Linked DNA regions of Homo sapiens: region 1 is linked to region 2. Evidence: read pairs that join two places in POLR2A ChIA-PET (ENCODE). Cell type or tissue: Caco-2. All regions are shown on one strand. Each heading gives the region's core, and the rest is flanking DNA. Links, peaks and the distances in the headings are about the cores only.

Region 1 (6,814 bases), core at 1,070-6,069, 220 kb after region 2:
ATAGCTGGGTCAAATGTTCAAGCTTTGCTTTTTAGATCAAAGGAAGTTTAGAAGCAAATGGAACTAACCTCGGAGATTACAAAATAAAGGACACTCATTTATAAAATTCAAAATATACGCTACCATGGTTCTAGTTGCATTTTTGAGTATCAGTGTATTTCTTCAGTATTGCCCACAGAATCAAAGAGCTGGTAGAGACTTTGAAAAGTCACCAAGCCACGCTTCAGGTTCTGATGGCATTATACCCTTAGTAGGCTAAGAAAAGAAAATCTACCTCACCAAACAAGTAGCCCCATCTTCTTTTTTTGTCCTATCTTCAGAACTCAAAGCCTCCCCAGTTCATTAGATCCTTCAGAATACAATTAAACCTCTTTTGTTTTGTTTTAGCTTCAAATAAAAACACCTGGTAACATTTGCATAATAACCCTATTAGCTAAAATTATTAATGAATATAAACAATAATAAGGCACAGAAACTGAGGCTATGGAAGGAGAGAAGTATGCATGTTTGCCATGAAAGCCAGCATCATTTTTGGACTTAATTCCATAGTAACTATAAGATAAAAGTTTGGATTTGTTCTTATTTTTTCCTTTTTTTGCTAAGATCTCCTTTCTATCATTCTCCTTCATTGAGGGGGGCAGGGGAGAAGGATGACAAATGTTAGGTAAGAGTCTTGGACTTTCCCAAGAAAGAGGAAATCATGAAGTCACCAATGGTTAGAACATTTCTCTGCTAAATGTGTTCAATTGCTGTGGAAATCCTGTCACCTTCCCTGCTCTCCAGTAAATTAATCCCAACTTCCTGCTCAGTGAACCAGTTGTCAGTGGAGAAGAGGGAAGCAGTGTTACTGAAGCCAGCCTTCCAGGGTGAGCCAACAATGTCTAGTTCTCAGGGCTTTGATCCCTTTCACTTGCTATATCTAAAGGTCCCACAGAGTGCTTTTAGATAGGCTTTCAACGCCATGATAAAAGAGCAACGTGTTCAGTAACAGTTATCAAAATTAGGTCAAGACTGAGACTGGCACCAGGCCCACTTCACATCCAGCTCTCACCCACCCAGAATGTGGCAGTGCTGTCTCCTACTCCCCACCCTAACTCTCCCATAGGTTTGAAAATTTGCCTCCCTTACTCAAAAAGGTAGCACATCTAAGGTAAAACTTTTAAGTAAAATCTCCTTTCATGAGCAATGAATATAGTTCTATTCAACTGCATAGGGTTTTCTCAGCATTTTAATATCTAGACCACAATCACTGTTTATTGGCTCATTCATTTATTGAGAGTGTATTAGGTGTTAGACACCATGCTAGGCTTTGGTTAGGAAAGATGAGCCAAAACATGTGCATTTCCTGTGTTCAGTGGAGCTTACAGTCTATCTAAAGGGGAATATCACGTAAAAGAGTCACAAATATAGTATGTCTGTGTGTGTAACCACACACAGACAGACACGCACATACTTGGTGCTGTGAGAATATAGAAAAGGTTGAGCTGACCTTGTCTGGGAAGTCAGAGAAGGCTTCTCTAATGAAATAGTGATTGAGCCAAGATGTAAAGGAAACATAGAAGCTCATTCTGTAACAAAATCCCTTTCCTCTCTTTTACAAAAATCTATATTTCACTTGGATCAACACTATTCACAGGTTTCCATTAAGAATGAGAATAATCTATCTTCCTTTAAAAAAAAGGTCAGATACTAAAAATGTACAACTCATTTCTCTCTCTGTTGAACAACAAATAGAATATAGATGGGCTTTTCCCCTTTGGCTTTCTAATTGATATTGTTAAATTCATAAAGAGAAATGAATAGACTACTCTTCACATGTAAGGGTTATATTGTTTACTCACCATCAATAGAATACAAATTAGGAGAGTTTTTTAAACATAACAAAACTTTTTTTTTCTTGTCTCATTTTATGGTGACATCCATATTCTTTCTCATTCCACTTTCCTCATCAGCAAGAAATGTATATATCTGTAAAGAGAGTTTACTGTACTTGAGAAGGAATCAGAATCCAACCGACCCCAAAGTGTTCTCAAGTACCTTACCTAGGGTGTCTCAAAAGCAAAATAAAAAATGTATCCTGCAATGAACAACGTATAGCACTGTCTCAATTCTTCCTGAATTCTTTGTAAAGATTCAGCTTGCATTTTCAACCCTAATCCATTTTCTTAACTTTACAATCCCAATCCCTTCCTGAATTCTGACTATACTTTCCACATGTAGGATGTGTCTCACTGTCTTTCTAGACAGTCTTCTCTCCTTAATTCTTTATTAAATTCTGCTGCTCTGATTTTTTGTTAGTGCAACTTATCCAGGATGTTGGCTTGGATGTGGAATCTCAGAGAAACTAGACAGATCAATCAGACCCTATGACAAAGATCCTGTTTCTCATCTATATGGAAATATAAAATATGACCCAGTCATACCTTGAGTGTTTCAGGAGTGATTACAGGGAAGCAAGATAGATCTAGCCCATTACTCTCCCTTGTTTATGATGCCTGTCACTCTATCAGAGAAGAAATGAAATAAGTCTGCCATGATTTGTCTTCACAGTGCCACACTGACTATTTCCTAGTTTATCGTGCATTTTTATTCTCTCCCACATGATGGTCTCATTGACAACTTCATGCAAGTCTGGAAGGAAAGGGCAACTGCCAAGGTTAGTATATAATAAGAGTCCTGAAATCCAGGGAGATCAGGTTTCCAGGACAGGAAACCAAGCACTGCAATCCACAAATGACTGCAGGGTCTGGAAATTGAGGGTCAATTGCCTAGACAAGGAGTCTGAGTAACAGGTATAGAAAACTAAAAGCAAGTAGGATTGCCATACCTAGTCATTCCGTTTTGTCATTCCCTGTGCACTCATGGCCTTTCTATAAAACAGGAAGCCGTTCTCAAGCTCATGTGGCCTGGCTGGAGCGGCAAGTGACAAGCACAAAGCAGAGCAGCATGTGCAACTTGCTCTGGCCCCTGCCCTGTGTAACAGCATAATAAAGAACTTAGTGGATCAACCAATAGTCGATGTTCTCCTGCTGTTAGTCACATGAGGGCATTGTGCAAGATGAAGGTCATCTTCTACCACAATGACGTCTTCAAAATATTAAAGATACTTTCCCAAGCATCCCAAGGGTCTCCTTGACTCTCCATTATGAATCTATCCACAAAGACCTTATTTAAATGATTTTCAAACATAATTATGTATACATACTACACAAACTTTTGTGGGTAATGGATTCTACATGTTTTCAGCTCAGTTTGTATAACAGTATATTTCATTTTATTTGACCAAAAAAGGGGAAAAAAACAGTTTGTTAAGCATCAATATGTAGTAAATAGGAGGCTACCATTCTTGAACACATTTCATCTTCACAGGACTACAGTGATCTCCATTTTACAGGTTAGGAATCTGAAATGCAATGAAGTCAACGGGTTTGTTAGTTGTCAGGGGAGCAGAGATGAGCACAGACATGACAGACGGATACGTCTGACTTTCAATCACCTTCCTGCTTCCTGTTCACCCGCCTACTCAGTAACACAAAAAGAGCCTCCCTGGCCAAGATGGTAGCCTTAGAACATGCTATGATCTCTCCTTCCCACCCCAAATTCCTAGAAATTACAAAATAGCTTGTTGAAACTTAGAGGAAGAATCCTCAGTAAACCTCAAATTCAGGGAAACTATTAGGAATCCTTCAAAGATAGGAGACAGCACCTAAACAAAGAAGGGACATAAAGCTGCAAACACCCAGAGGCACAGACTGGAGCCCTCCTGGCAAATAACACTTCACATGTGTCCAGCTATAGCTGGAGGAATCAGGCTTGTCCTGTGTGACTTCGCTGTGAAAGAATTTTTGGAAGATTGTGCCCAGTGTCCTCCAGACTTTGCCCCATGTGCCTTTGCCCTTTGTTGATTTTGCTTTGTATTTTTTTTTTTTTTTTTTTTTTTTTTTTTTTGCTGTAATAAATCTTAGTCATGAGTATCACAATATGGAGTCCTGTGACTCCTTCTAGCAAATCACCAAACTTGGGGGTGGTCTGGGGGATGCTGACTCATTGACCTACTACCTGACCAGGTCCAAATGACTCTTTGAGCAAACTCAACCAAAGTTTTAAGTAAAAGAAAACTAACTGTAGCCAAGCTGCTCTCAAACATAGAAAACACTATGCTACGTATTTTTTTTTTTTTTTTTTTTTTTTTTTTTTTGAGACGGAATCTCGCTCTGTCGCCCAGGCTGGAGTGCAGTGGCGGGATCTCGGCTCACTGCAAGCTCCGCCTCCCGGGTTCACGCCATTCTCCTGCCTCAGCCTCCCAAGTAGCTGGGACTACAGGCGCCCGCCACTACGCCCGGCTAATTTTTTGTATTTTTAGTAGAGACGGGGTTTCACCGTTTTAGCCGGGATGGTCTCGATCTCCTGACCTCGTGATCCGCCCGCCTCGGCCTCCCAAAGTGCTGGGATTACAGGCGTGAGCCACCGCGCCCGGCCTATGCTACGTATTTTAAAGGCTAATAGAACCAGACAAGGGATATGGAAGAACAGAAAGTTCTCACACAATTTTAATTATGAGCAACATTGTAAAAGTCCTAAATAAATTATTAGCAAATCAAATCTAGCTTTTTATTAAAAGAAACATCATGATCAGGTTGCTCAGGCCAAAAACCTCAACCTCTCTCTCTCTTCCTCTCACACCTTGTATGCAATTGGTCAGAAAACATCCAGTTACCTCTATTTCAAAATAGAAGTGGATGTTCTTCACCCCCACTGCCATCCACCAAGTCAGTCTCAATCACCTCCCTCCTGTATTCCTATAATAAGCTCTTTATATGTCTCCATTTGCTTCCTTTGCTCACCCGCCACCCACACCCCCACACAGTCTATTTGTCCAGAGTGAGCCCGCAGAGGCACAGGCAGGTGATGCCATACCTCTGCTTAGAACCACACAATGTCAGCCCATCTAACTGAGAGTACAAACCCCCCAAACACACTCTGCTCCTTATATGCTTTGCTCCTTCCGCTTGCCATTGTACTTATCTCTTCTAACGAAAAATACAATATTTCATTTATTATATGTATTGGTTTTTTTCTTTTTTTGCTTTCCATCATTAGAATATCAGCTTCATTATGCCAGGAATTTTTGAGTGTTTTGTTCACTAACGTAACTCAAGTGCCTAGAATGGTACCAGTTCCTGTAGGCACTTGATATTTTTTGAATCAGTATGTGACCAAGAATTGAAAAATAGTTCCAGATAAGAAAGATATCAAGGCAATTCACTACACTAACATGTTACACACACACACACACACACACACACACACAAGCTTAATAGATGCTAAAAAGTTTCATTTTTAAAAACCTTACAAATTATAAATAGAAGAAATATTGCCTGTTTTATTAAAGAAATAGCAAACATCATGCTTATTATGAAATTGGAAGCATTTCATTAAAATTAGAGAAAGGAAAACAGATGCTCATTTTCACAGATACTAGTACATATTTTACGGGGTGTCCTAGAAATGTAACAAGACAAGGAAAAAAATATTAATAAAACAGTCTAGGATGGAGACAAATAGTCATTACACAAGATTTTCACTTAATTTAAAAAAACAAATAGAATCAACTGCTAAAATACTAGCACTAAGTTATGTAACAGGACATAAAATCAACATACAAGAATCAGTAATTCTCCTACACAGCAGCAATAACAAATTGAAAAGGTAGTTTTGGAAAGAACATAAAATAGACATTCAGAGCACAGGCTGTAAAATACCTGGGAATAAATCTAACAAGGAATATTCAAGATCTTTATGGAGAAAACTACAAAATGTTTCTCCCTCTCTCTCACGACTCTAACCATGCTGGGCTCTGTACGGTTCTTTGAGCACATCAGGCAGCTTCCCAGCTCACAGTTTTGCACCGGTGTTCCCTCTGGAAAGCAGCTTTTTCTCAAGATGTTCACATGGCTCACTTTTTTCCCTGATTCAAATGTTACTTTATCAGAGAAGACTCTGCTAATCAAACAGGGTATGTGTGTGCATACACCACACACACACACACACACACACACACACACACACACACACACCCCTCTGTTGTTCTGTCATCCTATACCCTACTTTATTGTATCATAATGGAACATATTATACATTTGTTTCTTATTTCTCTATTTTCTCTCTTCCCTCACTGAAATACAAACTACTACTTAAGAGTAGGGGCATTTAAACAATGATGTATCCCTAACACCTAGAACAGTACTCTAAAATAGTATATACTTAAAAATATTTGTTGAGTGAAGGACACACAAGAATATATGAATAAATGAAGGTATACCATGTGCATGGAGAGGAAATGTTGATGGTATAAACAACATAATGATCTTGATTTAACCTATAAATTCAACACAATCTTTCTTTCTTTTTTTTTTCTTTTTTTTTTTTTTGAGACGGAGTCTTGCTCTTTTACCCAAGCTGGAGTGCAGTGGCGCAATCTCGGCTCACTGCAAGCTCCACCTCCCAGGTTCACATCATTCTCCTGCCTCAGCCTCCCGAGTAGCTGGGAAAATTCAACATAATCTTAATCAAAAGCCAAGTAGAATGTTTCCATGGAACTTGATGAGATAATTCTGAAATTCATACAGAAGAGTAAATGATCAGGAATAGACAAAGCCTGGAATTGTACCCTACCAGATCCAAAATATATTACAAAGATATAAGAATTAAGAAAACACAACATTGATTCAGAAATAGACAACTTGATCAATAAAACAGAATACAAATTAGAGAAGTGGGTCAATATTTGTGAACATTTTGTATATAAGAAAAA
Region 2 (6,814 bases), core at 922-5,921:
TCAGATCTGGAAAATTGTATACATCACTGGAACATCCTTCAACATTGAACTAAGGCAAGGCACACTCTTGACCATTAGTCACATCATTGAGACTCAGGAGCTGTGCTTTCTGTCCACCTGCTCTCCTGCTCCCAGCTCACCTTAAGATCCACCCAAGTTGTTGTGTATATTAATAGCTTATTCTTTTTTATTGTTGCATAATGTTCCACAATATCGGCATACCATAGTTTGTTTCACCATTGAGGGGCATTTTGGTTGTTTCCAGTTTTAGTCTATTACAAAAAAGGCTTCTATGGACAATTGTGTACAGCTTTTTTGGGGGGAACATTAGTTTCATTTTGGATAAATATTCAGGAGCACAAATTCCTGAGTCTTACGGTAAGTGTATATTTAGTGTTTTAAGAAACAAACTGTTTTCTAGAGTGAATGGAGCATTTTACAGTCCTGCTAGCAACAGGAGGGAATACAAATGCAGGTAGACCACAACACCCATGCTCCCATCTGGAAGTCTGAGGATGATTCTTTCCACAATCATTATTTTCTCTGCATCCTTACCACATTCCTTCCACTTGTACCTAGTCCTTTATATTATTTGTATACCTCTCAGCATCCTACCTTGTATTCTAAGCTCCTCTGAAGGCACGAACTCTCTCCCGTATGCCTCTGTAACGCTCCCTTTTAAGGCGTAGTAGTTTTATGTAGTATGAATCTAATGCATGTCTGTAAAATAACATACATTTGAAAAATTACAGGAAAACTAAAATGATATAGTTGTATATTGGTAATTCCACATATTCTAAAATGTTATTAGCATCATACCAGAATATACAGTAGTGATCTCTTCATTTTAACCTTTGAACCAAAAGGAACAAATCTGAAGAAACCTGAAAATACTGAGTAGAAGGTAGTCTCTCTAAGAGTCAGACAGTGAGGTATTAAGATATTCATTCACCATTTTATGATGTTGACATTTAACAATGTTAAGATAACATTCAACATTTGTTTAGTCAACAATGACTGATTACATTCTACACATGTGGCTCTTTGTTAGATCCTGGAGAAACAAGGGTATCCAGGAAATGTGGCCTTGGCCTTCACAGAATCAGCTTACGGGATCAGTAGAGTGAGAATGGGATTTAATTTTGTAAATTAGTGGGAGCCCAATCTGCACTTTACAGGCACAGAACCAGTGTATTTAGAAGCAGTATAGTCTGAGGTCCTAGAATTGTGAAACACTTTTCAATGGGCATCTTCTTTCAAAGCTTCACCGTGGCTTGAGGTGTTGCAGGGAAATGTAAGCCAAAAGACTTGGTTTGGAGAGATATTGAATCTCTCCAACTGTGAACAATTCTGCTTTGCTTGGAATAGTTCATGCTCTTTCACATCAAGTCATTCTGGAAAAATGACCATTAGCCAACAAGTCAAAAGAAAAATAATAGTATACTTTCCTCAACTTTTCCAGAATGAGTTTACAACACAAAGCAACAAAGACTTTTAAATTCCATGTTATTATAATTCTTAAGCTTGTGAAACAAACTATAATTTTTTAAAACAGAATATTATTGTATAGCCATATCACCTGCTTTACAGGATTTTTCACCAGAAAAATCTTCTTATTTTAGTTTAACTTAAAAAACAATGCACCAAAGAAAAGCAAAGCCTGCTGGAGAAACTAATGGATAGAACCCTGACTAAATAACTTTTCCATGAAATAAAGGGTCTGACTGAGAGCTTGAAAAGTAAACCAGCCCAAGATACTGAGTTGCCTGAATTGCAAGGAATAGATCTTGCCTAGATGTGCAACTATAATTTTTAAGGTGCTTTACTTTTAAAGATTTTTATAGTTTAATCTAGCATTTATTACCTGCATGAATGGATGAATACTAGACAACTATAAGAACAGTTCAGAATAGGAATGCAAAATTCCTCCTGAATTCTTTTCAAAATCAGCTTTTGAGATTAATAAAATCTCAAATCTCTCATTGGGATAAATAAAATCTTTTGAGATTAAAATCTTTGGCACCAAACTGCTTTGCAGCACCTATTAAGAAATAGTGTAAATGGGTTCCTTGAAATAGTCAGACATATTAAGCAGTGAAGGAAGCTTTGTAATTTCAAGCAATACCTCCCAAAAGTGCTAATGCCTCTGATCCCCCTTCCCAATAATTCACTAAAATATCTGAGAAGTGCCTAGTCTTATAGCTCAGAAATCAATTAATTGTCAACCTATTGGGACTGAAAAATAGTGGCAACGAGAGGCAAAAAGAAGGTGAGAGATGTAAACATTGTCTCAATACAATATATTCCAATACACCTTTCACCAAAGAAGATGATATAGAAAGGGCACAAATAAAGATGCTTAAGATCATTAATCATCAGGAAAATACACATTTAAACCACAGGAGATACCACTATAGACCCACTAAAATGTAACTAATCAGAAAGGCTGATAATACTACGTGTTAGCAAGGATGCGGAGAAACTGGAACCATCGTATGTGTTGTTAGAAGGAATGTGAAATAGTACAGTCACTTGAGAAAATAGTTTGGTATTTTCTTTAAAACTTAAACACACATCTACCAAAGGTCCCAGTAATTTTACTCCTACATATCCGCCCATGGCAAATGAAAACATATACCTACACAGGCATTATTTATAAAGCAAAAAAAAAAAATTAGAAATAATCTAAATGTCTATCAATTGGTAACTAGACAAAGTGGGGTATAACTGTGTATTGAAATACTCAGCAATAAAAATGAACTGCTGACACATTCAACAACATGGATTTACTTCCAAAGCATGGTTTAAGAGAAAGAAGTTTGGCACCAAAGCCTGTGTATTGTATGATTCTATTTAAGTGAAAGGTCTGTTAATGGCAAATCTAAGGAAAGAGAAAGCACAAGAGGACTGCCTGAGGCTTGGGAGGGTAGCGAGGACTGACAATGGGCATGAGGGACCAGCTTGGGGTAACAGAAACATTCTAGAACTGGATCATGGTGATGGTTGCACACCTATATGAATTTACTAAACCCATAGTATTATAGATTTATAGTGAATAAATGTATGCTAGTTAAACTATAATAAAGTTATTAATTAAGAAGCAATAAAGTTTCACAATGAAACTTCTCCAATAGATCTCACTGGTGCCAATGTACAAATACCAGACATAATTCATTTGTAAACAAAGTGTGGCTCACTGTCAGGACTAAGGGAAGCAAGATTCCTAGAGTCTAGAAATATCACCTAATTCTCAAAGAAATAAGAGTGGTGGCTATCAAGTTAAGATGATTACTTGCCTCATAAGCTTATTTCATTTACATGAATGAGGTGTATGTGTGTGTAATTATGTAGAAGCCATCACATTCAGTCAGATCTGCAATAATAGTGGTAATGGAAACATAAACCTAAGCAGGATTCTCAATGAGTTTTTGCACTGACGTGCACAGGCAAGCCCATATCTCTGCCTCTAAGCACATACTCTCTTTCCAAAGGTTGTGTAATGAGTGAGTCAGAGCTGTGTACACATAAGAAAGGAAAGAGGGCAAGGCAGGGCAGGAATTCAGCTCAATGAAGCCGCGGAGCCTCCATTTAAAAATGATACTAATGAGCCCACAGAAGACATTTTTACCAACATTTGTTAGATCCCCTACAATTTAAGCTATAATAAACTGGATAGTATCAAAACTAGGCTCATTTATAACTTGACAGACAGTTAAAAGAGTTATTTGATTGTTGAGCAGATTCTTCTTCCAAAATAAAAACTAATCCATTTTTTAAATTACAAATTTCACATGAAAGAAGCTAGTATCTGTGTATGAATACTTAAATATCAAATGAAAAAGACACAAATGTTCTGTAAAGTCTATTCTGAACTGAAAGTTATAGCATTGGACTGGGAATTTTTGCTTTGTCATGGCAGAATATGGTTCTGCTCTATTCAGACAGGCACAAAGGGACTGTGGGATGTAGAGATTATATACAGACTGAAAGGATGAGCATGGATCTGCCGTGCCCTAACCCCCAGCCTCTACTGTGGTGCTTTGCACTATTTCTAGGAATGTTCTCATGAGTTACTTTCTGAATAAGCCAACTTCTGACTGTGGCTGAATTGTGGGTCAAATCATTCACATAATGGTTTGTGTAATTTGAAAAGAGCAAGCAGCATGCCGTGTGGTCTAAATCAGGGAATCTCAACCTCAGCACTTTGGGCATTTGGGATGGGATAATACCTTCATTATGAGAGTTATTCTATTCATTGTAGGATGTTTAGCAGCATCACTTGTCCCTATCAACTAGATGCCAGAAGCACTGTCGCCCTAATTAGACAACCCAAAACACTCCCACAAATTGCCAACTATCCCCTAAGAGCAACACTGGCCCCAGTTGAGAACTACTGATCTACACGATCATTTCAAACTCTTTGGAGTAGTGAAAAGATTGTATAGAAACTTTGAAAAAGTATCATTTCCTTCACTGTTGAACTGTCCAGATAACTGTAAAGCTATTGATACCTTGAAAATGCAAAGTATCTTGAAAAGTGAAGACATTTGCAAAAAGCAAAGTGTCATTATTTCACTTTTATTGCATCAACGAACTCCACCATTAAGAACGGTGAAAGAGGAAAACACATTTGATCTAAGCATTCAAACTGGATTTAAAAAGAGATTCATTTTTACTACCTGGCTGATGCAGGTCCAAGCTAAACCAATCACCTTTATTATGAAATCACAGCAAAAGACAAAATCCAAAATTTATACACAGAGTATCACCACGTTTGACTACAAAGCCTTATGATATACAGAGACCCTCACTTAATTAAACCATCAAAGTGAGAACAGCCATAATGTGCTAATTTTTGTTGAGCAGTATTAGTTGATGGACACTAAAATTCTCCTGAATAAAGTGAATTATCATTCTGTTCTAGTGGCCTCCTGTTCACCCCGTCGGTGAGGGAGGAGTCCCCCACCCTAAATAATACAAGATGGCCAAACACCAAACCCTGGGCAGATGAAATAGCAATTTGTTGGTCACATATACTCACAGCCCAGAGGAGAAGAACATCCCATACCATGTAGGGCCACACTGGGGTTGGACTCAGAACAATCAGAGGCCATGGTGAGGCACACTTTGTAGTAACAAGGGGGTGAGATAACCCCTGGTTCCCACAGGAGGATGTGATTGGATTGTTTGAAGAAATTTGTTGGATGGCAAGAAAATGAAAGCCTGTTAGGTTGCAGACTGGTGGAGTGCAGCTGGTCTGACTAATAGGGAAACTAGCCAGGTGGAAGCCTTTTTCACTGGGGGTCAAGGGGACACATCTAGCAAGAACAAGGGAACTTATGGTTAGGTCTTTGGGGCCCGGTGACGCACAAACATATCAAGGCATCACATGGTGTTCTAGGCCACATAATACACATTGTCAGGGAGTTGGAAGTGTTTTATGATGTCTCACTCATTTTGAATGCAAAGAGAATACCAAGTGATAGATATATCCTCCTGCATGACTTAGCTGTACTGAAGCTTTTCAAAACAGGAGTGAGTCTTAAAGAAATAGACTTGAACTACTCTAAGCATTCTTTCAAGACTTTTAATAGTAGTAGCTATACTGGGTATAGTGCACACTTCTAAACACTGTAGGGAGCTATTAAACAAGAAGGGACACAGCCCTTTTCCTTTTTTTTTTTTTTTTTTTGAGACAGAGTTTCGTTCTTGTTCCCAGGCTGGAGTGCAATGGCGCAATCTCGGCTCACTGCAACCTCCGCCTCCCGGGTTCAGGGGATTCTCCTGCCTCAGCCTCCTGAGTAGCTGGGATTACAGGCACCCACCACAACGCCTGGCTAATTTTTGTATTTTTAGTAGAGATGGGGTTTCGCCATGTTGGCCAGGCTGGTCTCGAACTCCCGACCTCAGGTGATCCGCCCACCTCAGCCTCCCAAAGTGCTGGGATTACAGGCGTGAGCCACCGCTCCTGGCCACAGCCCTTTTCCTTAAGTAGCTCATGTATACATGACCATAGTGTCCTGCACAGATATCAATGCTCCTGTGGGACTTTTCCACATAGGTCATCATGCAAAGGAGAAACTAAGTGGATGCCATGAATTGTAATACTCCATATCTGTAAATAGAACATACACGAAGGGGAACCCTAGCATTTTTCCTATGTTAGGAACTTCAGCACAAGGCTAAACCCTGGAATTCTGTAATCAGATTACAAATCCTCCAAAAAATAATTTTAACATTTATTTCTATAGGTCCTGATGTAAAAACCAAGGGCCTAATGCAGGTCTGAGAGTCACTTTGAGGCAAATAAGAGCTGAAAGTCAGAGACCTGAGTTTGAAAACATTTTCTGATACTTTCTAGCTATGTGAGGTTACAAGGGGTTATCACCCAGAGCCTATGGGCTTATTTCTCTAACGAGGTTGTTAGAAGCATTATATGTGAGGGTGTCTGAGACTGAAAAATAGTAGATATTTCTACTTATCCAAACATCCGTATACAACACGCAAAATTATAAGAATCTTGGTTTTATATCAAAGTCAATTCAATAAAACAACAAGAAAAACACACAAGATGCAGCCCTGTAAAAGGTACAGACATCTTGCCAGAGAATAGAAGGGAGGGAAGTTGAATGAAGGTATTGGTGTTAAACATGGTTCCGGTGTCATGTTAGGTAAAAACATTTTAATTTGTCCACTCCAGCATTATGTATGCCCTCACTGTATCTAAATGGGTCAGAGTCCTAAATTAGCGAAACATCTAGTGGCCCCTCTACATCTTTAGCATGAACTTTTGGAATTGATCTTATAGCGCTGA

What was found. ChIA-PET counts read pairs that join two places held together with the same protein. Peaks named below come from ENCODE experiments on the same cell type or tissue, not always from the same donor. Only the 100,000 strongest peaks of a DNase experiment are listed, where the experiment ranks them.
Region 1: POLR2A ChIA-PET joins it to region 2 with 8 read pairs; 3 of 35 experiments call an interaction of 5 or more read pairs at or near these places.

The regions. Positions count from the first base shown.
Region 1 is chr14:62,904,866-62,911,679 of GRCh38, forward strand. The region is part of intron 7 of KCNH5 (potassium voltage-gated channel subfamily H member 5); the gene reads right to left. Among named protein-coding and RNA genes, the nearest start is that of KCNH5, 140 kb to the right of the region's middle. In Caco-2, for the core only: no CTCF peak of the experiment used is centred there; a DNase peak (open chromatin) is centred at 3,846.
Region 2 is chr14:62,688,897-62,695,710 of GRCh38, forward strand. No RefSeq gene overlaps it. Among named protein-coding and RNA genes, the nearest start is that of KCNH5, 350 kb to the right of the region's middle. RefSeq lists an enhancer at 3,275-3,569 and a silencer at 3,275-3,569. In Caco-2, for the core only: no CTCF peak of the experiment used is centred there; DNase peaks (open chromatin) are centred at 3,515 and 5,325.